Regions from separate parts of the Homo sapiens genome. Here region 2 is linked to region 1. Evidence: chromatin contacts called from ENCODE Hi-C data. All regions are on one chromosome and are shown on one strand. Each heading gives the region's core, a stretch centred on a gene start or an enhancer-like site at or near the end of the contact. The rest is flanking DNA. Distances are from core to core; before and after follow the strand shown. Region 1 holds the start of SMIM13 (small integral membrane protein 13). Region 2 holds the start of DTNBP1 (dystrobrevin binding protein 1).

Region 1 (2,971 bases), core at 305-2,804:
AATAAATTATTTTAGTTCTTCCGATGGCTGTTTTCTTTTCTTTTCTTTTTTTTTTTTTTTTTGATAAGAGTCTCTCTGTTGCCCAAGCTGGAGTGCAGTGGTGTGATCTCGGCACACTGCAACCTTGGCCTCCTGGGTTCAAGCGATTCTCCTGCCTCAGCCTCCTGAGTAGCTGGAATTACAGGCGCCCACCACTACCCCCGGCTAATTTTTGTATTTTTAGTAGAGACAGGGTTTCACCATGTTGGCCAGGCTGGTCTCGAACTCCTGACTTCAGGTGATCTGCTCGCCTTAGCCTCCCAAAGTGCTGGGATTACAGGCGTGAGCCACCTCGCCTAGCCCTGACGCGTATTTTCAACTGGCTTTTAATAAAATGTGTTTTAATTATGCAACATAATTGAACCACCCATGAAAAAAGCACACACTGATTTTTTGTAAATATATCTTAATTGCACTGGGTTCATTCTCTTCACAGGAATCTATATTAAATCTGTTGCAAAGCAAGTAATTATCCTTTAATGTATTTTTATACATGGTATTTGTTCCTAATGTTGCTTCTTAGGGAATACAGTTCACATAGTAGGGCAGCTGGGTATGGCAGGATACATTTATTAAATCAAGGGATTGCTGCTTAGAACTTTTGTGTTTGTTTTTGGAGACAGAAGACAGGAAACTGTAATTTTTAGAAGAGTAAAAAGGTATCTCAGGGAGCAAAAGAATCACAGGAAAACTCGAAGGCTCTGATTCCTTCTAAAAGAGGGACACATTTACCCTCTATTCTTCTGGGGGCACCTCTTTAACAAATGAATGTAATCTGGCGGAAGTGGGGAGTTTCAATTTTGGGTGGAGATACAGTAGTTGAGATTACTACAGTGTCTTGTTTCGTAGAGGTGTAAGCCAGTGCGGCAAAATCTCCAAGCTTGGTCTCAAGGAGGCAGCTGGGTCTAACTTACAACTCAGGCAGGTGATTTGAGGGCAGTGCAGCTGTCCTTAAGTCACCCGCGGGCCATTTCTGAAATGCTTTACTTACGAAAAGATAGAACATAACATCTGTTGCAGGGGGAAAATGAGATTTCGTGTCCTGACCCGCGTCTGCGGCAGGGACCTGAGTTCTTCCTCCAAGTCCCAAATAGCCAACCTTCGCCCCCGGCAACAGGGCTAGGTGCACGAGCAACCAGTTTTTCAGGCAGCCGCCTCCTCTTTCCTCTCTCGCCGTACTTCATCGATTACGGCTAGAAACAAAACGACTTTGTATACGGAGTAATGGTTGAAATCTCACTGGCGCCTCAGCAGGACGGGCAGCCAGATCCGCGGCTTTGGAGAAGGCCAGCCCACGGTCGTCCGACTGAGGCGACTTGAGCAAGACCAAAGGCAGAGCCGCCCGAGAATGAAAGCAGCGAAGCCCGAGTGGCGGTGCATTCTGGGAGTTGTAGTCCCTGCGAGACAACGCCGTCCCGACTCCACCAGGCTCTGCACTCCATCTCCCAGCCGACCCCGCGCCGCGGAGGAGGCGAGCTTGGTGATGAGCTGCCCCAGCGGTAGGGGGCCTGGGGCGGAGAAGCCGCTACAGCCGCGGCCGGGCGACGCTGACATCTGGCATCCCTGGGGTCTCAGAGACACGGGTGGACAGCGACGAGGGCCTTGTGGCCGCCGTGTGTACCCGTGCTTACCCTCTGTCCTCCCTACAGGCGCGCGGCGTCCGCCATGGAAGCGCATCCGACCGCTGGGGTCTCTGGGTGCCGCGGCCTCGGCTCTCCGGGGCGATGAGGGACTAGAGGCGCCCTGAGGCCCGCCTGCCTCCCGCGCTCTGGCCACCCCGGCGGGAAAAGGATCGGGCGGGCGGGCGGTCCCACAGTGCCCGCCTTTGCGCCGCCCCACCCCCTGGGGGCGCTGCCGAGGGGGCGCCAGCCGCCCATGCCGCCCCGGCGCCCAGCCGCGCCTGGCGCCCGCCGCTGAAGCGCAGGACGCGCCGCCGCCCGCGCTCACCGCCGTCCGCGCCAGCCGCCCCGAGCCGACTGCCCTTCTGCCCCCAAGATGTGGCACAGCGTCGGGCTGACTCTGCTTGTGTTCGTGGCCACGCTGCTGATCGTCCTGCTGCTGATGGTGTGCGGTGAGTGGGGGCGGTAGCCGCGAGGCAGTTCCACACGCCGGGTCGCTGATCTGCTGGGGTTTTTTTTGTTGTTTGTTTTTTTGAAAAAAACAAAAGGGCGTGGACGGACAATTGTCTTAAAATCAACTGTTGTCCCTTAGCCTCTAGGGCTGAGCGCAGAGGTGGGCCCTTTACTCATGGCCGGCCCTCGGGCATCCTGGGGAGGGAAAGGACAGGCTCCAGGGCTTCCTGCCTCTGAGTGAAACTCAGCCTTGCTTCACCGGCAGCGTCTGCTCTTTCATTCTCACCACAGGCTGCCCAGATTGTAACCTTGGCCTGCATTCGAAGGTGAAGTGATTGATTGGTCCTTTTTCATTTGCACAGATTCTGACCTTAATAATGAGAGGTGTCACCTTCGTTTCATCAGCGAGTGGGGTAGAGTTGGGTTTTCAGCACGCGTGAAATTGTTTACTTAGAGTTCAGCCTTAAACTCAATTCCAAGCAGAGATGTGGAGACCAGGCAGAGCTTAGAAACACCGGCTATATTAAACTTGCAGGGTCGGGTAACCTAACTCTCAGTTCTATAATAATGGTGCTATTTCGAATGCTGTGCGTATTTTCCTTCTTGGAATGAGAGGACGTTCAACTTTTTTCTTCAAATAATGGTAGCCCAATTTTAGATCTTTTTGATTTCTTTGTACATGTATAGTAGCTGATAACCACAGGTCTCTTAGCAAAGTGGCTAAGCAATTGTGAAAATCTAAAAAGTACGTAGAACACGTGTCAGTGAGTTTACACATATTTATAAGACTGAAGTATGGGTTCAGGTTGATGTAATAATGGGTCAGAATTCATACAGATACTATAGGGCTTGTTCATTAC
Region 2 (3,295 bases), core at 796-3,295, 4.6 Mb after region 1:
AATAGGGAGAACAAAATGCAAGCACGCAAGCACACCCATCAGTGAATGACTCCGAGCGTCCATAACTTTCTAAACACCAAACTAACAAAAATGATTGACGCATGGTAAGTGCTCAAGCGTTTGACAGTTTGTTATTCAACGCCCAATGTGCAAATAGTATTAACATTTTTGTCCATTAAGATAAAATTTTGGCTAACATCTTTCTCATTAGAAATTTAAAACGAGGCTGGGCGCAGTGACTAATACCCATAATCCCACCACTTCAGGAAGCCTAGGAGGGAGGATCTCTTGTACCCAGGAGTTGGAGGCTGCAGCGAGCTATAATAGCGCCACTGCGCTCCAGCCTGGGCAACAGAGCGAGAACTTGTCACTTTAAAAAAAAGGGGGGGAGGGTGGGCCGGGAACGGTGGCACACGCCTGTAATCCCAGCACTTTGGGAGGCCAAGGCGGGAGGATCACAAGGTCAGGAGTTCGAGACCAGCCTGGCCAATATGGTGAAACCCGTCTCTACTAAAAAATACAAAAATAAGCCGGGCGCCTCTAGTCCCAGCTACTCAGGAGGTGGAGCCAGGAGAATCGCTTGAATCCGGGAGGCGGCGGTTGCAGTGAGCCGAGATCACGCCACTGCACTCCAGTCTGGGTGACAGAGCAAGACTCCATCTCAAAAAAAAGGGGGGTGGGGGGGAGAAATTTAAAACAGTATGAGTGGAAATGTTCTCACATTCAGTGCATCCTCCAACAGGATTTGTAAGCTAAAGTTGAAAGATCCTTTTCAAAGACAGATCTTTTTCACTTTAAAGGAATGAAAAAATTAAAATTAAGCACTAAGTAACAATACTGACATGATGCTTGCTTCGTGTTTTACACATTAATTCATTAATCCTTGTAATAACCTTTTAAGTACCATCATTATCCCCATTTTACGGTAGCGGAAACAGTACATTGAGGCAAGGCAGCTGAGTAACTACGTTTGATTTAGTGGTCGAGCCAGGATGCCTAGGCAATCTGGCGCCAGAGTCTCGGCCTGTGGTTCCCAGGCGTTGGTGCCCACTGGAATCCCCTGGGGATCTTTAAAACGCCGTCTCCAGGCACTCTGGTCAACAGGTAGGGGGTGAGACCTGGGCATCAGAACTCTGAAAGGTTCCCAGGTGATTCTAAGCAAAGTTTGGGAACCGCTGGGTATTAAAAGCATTCCTAAAGTTCTGTCGCTTCTCCTGCTTAGGAGTTCCTTCGCCGAGGCGCTGAGCTCACGGCAAAGGTAGAGAAAGGACGCAACGGGGAGGGGCGGCCAGCCTTGCCAAGGGTTAGGCCGGCGAGCCGGGCGTGAAAGCCGAGACGCGGCGCGGAAGGCTGTGGCCGGAGGGTGCAGGCTGCTGCGCGGTGCGATCCGACTCGGGGAGGGTGGCTGGCCCAGCTCCAGGTGCGCACGAGCAGGTGTCTGCTGGGCCGAGGGGCGCAGGCCACTGTGCCGCGGGGGCGGAAGCGGTGAGGCGCGCTGGCTTCTCACATGACTTCCCTCCAGGGCCCAGCTGATGCTGCCGGGAAAGGACCGCAGGGTCCCACACCCCCCCCGGGCGCTCCGCTGCGCCGCCGAGCGCCTCCCGGTCCTGGGGGGTGCGCGTCACAGGCGGCCCGCAGGGACCTAAGTTACTTTGCGCCGCCCGACGCGAGGACGCCGGGAAGTTCGTTACTTTCCTCGGCGGGGCGGGGCGGGGAGGTGCGGGACAGGACGGACCCTGGACCGTGGCGCGGGGAAGGGAGCGAGGCAGGGGCATCCCAGGCGGCGGCCCGGCCCCCTCAGGTCCCTTTTCGTCGCCCACCGTATACCCACCCGGAGGTGAAATCCTGCTGCACGCTCAGCAGCCGCTCGCGAAGGGTCTCCAGCATTGCCGCCGCCGCCGGTCTCCTCTCCTCAGGCCTCGGGCTGCTGCTGCCTCTGTCGCCCCCTGGGTCCCACGCCGCCAACCCCGCGCTGTCACCGCGCGCCCCGCACTCCCACTACCGGCCCCGCCCCCGGTCTGGTCCTCGCCGCCGCGCCGCAACCCCAGCCCCTTCCGCGTTCCCGCCCCGCGCGCGCCAGGCTCGCGCAGCCGCAGTGGACTGCGCCGGGCTCGGGCTGCGGAAAAGGGGCGGGTCTTCCCCCGACCGAGAGGGCCAGTAGCTCCTCGGCTCATTCCTATCCCGCACCAGGCCTTCTCGTTTTTTTTTTTTTTTCTTTAAAATGGAAGCGGCATCGTGAAAGGATGATTTAACTCGAAGCCTCCTTTGAGGGAAGTGTTGGCTTTTACGTTTTGGAAGAGAATTGGATCTCTCTCTTCAATAGGCGATGTGCACAAATCATTGCATGGATTCTAGGTCCAGGATCTGACCCCACTGGCTTTCACCTTGAATGAGACAGTCAAATATTGAGCCTCGGTTTCTTCATTCATAAAATGGCAATAATAGTCGACTGTCTCGACATTCTTACTTTCCACTCTCTCTTTACCCCCCCAGGCTTTTGTGCCCTACACACCAAAGGTGATCGCCTTTCGCGAGTCACCAGTGACTTCCATGTTGCTGATGCCTTTTATTACTTCTCTGCCCTGATTTTTTCTCCACCTCTCAGTGGCTTTCAATGCAGTTTATCATCCCCATCCTTAAAACACTTTCTTCTCTTGCTAAGCACTCCATAGTTCCTCTCTCCCTTCCGCTCCACCCCTTCTCCTATTTTAATAGCCACTCCCAAGGCTACAGTCCAGCCTCCCCAGCTCTTCTCTCTTCTCCAGATGTGTTGTTCCATAGATGGATAGCATAGAGTCTATCCATTACCACGCTGTAAATTCTGTCAAGGAACCGATGACTCCCACAGCTCTATCTTCTGCCCTGTCCTTCCTCCCTCTCCGTCAATTCATACCAGTTGCTTACTCATGTAAGCATGTATACAACATGTATCCAAAAGGCATCTCAGACCAACATACACAAAATTGAAAATTTCATTCATTGCATGTTCACCTTTAATCTGCTCATCCTGTATTTTCCGTTTCAGTAAATGACACCACCATCCACCAATTTGCTCAAGGTAAGACACTTGAAATCACCTCTGGTTCCCCTCTTTTCCTCATTCCCCATATTAACCCATCAAATCCAATCAACTCTACTCCTGAAGTATTTCTGGAACCTCCTTCTCTTTCTATATCTTCACTATATTTATCCTGGTCGAAGGCACCATCCTCTTTCAATGGGAACACAGACAGTTCTTCCAGATTCTACTCTTTTGCCATACACACCCCTATAATCCATCCTTGACACAGCAGCC

Evidence for each region. Hi-C counts contacts between places; a loop is a spot of excess contacts on that map. Pooled maps may share reads with other maps.
Region 2: a loop to region 1 is called in a map of CD8-positive, alpha-beta T cell, with 36 times the contacts of the local background. The contact joins the promoter of DTNBP1 here to the promoter of SMIM13 in region 1. A Hi-C loop is called at or near these places in 2 of 168 maps with a recorded cell type or tissue (CD4-positive, alpha-beta T cell and CD8-positive, alpha-beta T cell) and 7 of 50 pooled maps.

The regions. Positions count from the first base shown.
Region 1 is chr6:11,092,280-11,095,250 of GRCh38, forward strand. SMIM13 (small integral membrane protein 13) reads left to right here and starts at 1,555. Exons shown (of 2, transcript NM_001135575.2): 1 at 1,555-2,110. The coding sequence starts at 2,035. RefSeq lists enhancers at 1,162-1,702, 1,245-1,454, 1,703-2,244, 2,125-2,244 and a silencer at 1,715-2,024.
Region 2 is chr6:15,660,983-15,664,277 of GRCh38, forward strand. It overlaps DTNBP1 (dystrobrevin binding protein 1), which reads right to left and starts at 2,046. Exons shown (of 10, transcript NM_032122.5): 1 at 1,832-2,046. The coding sequence starts at 1,887. RefSeq lists an enhancer at 1,253-1,302 and a silencer at 1,533-2,042.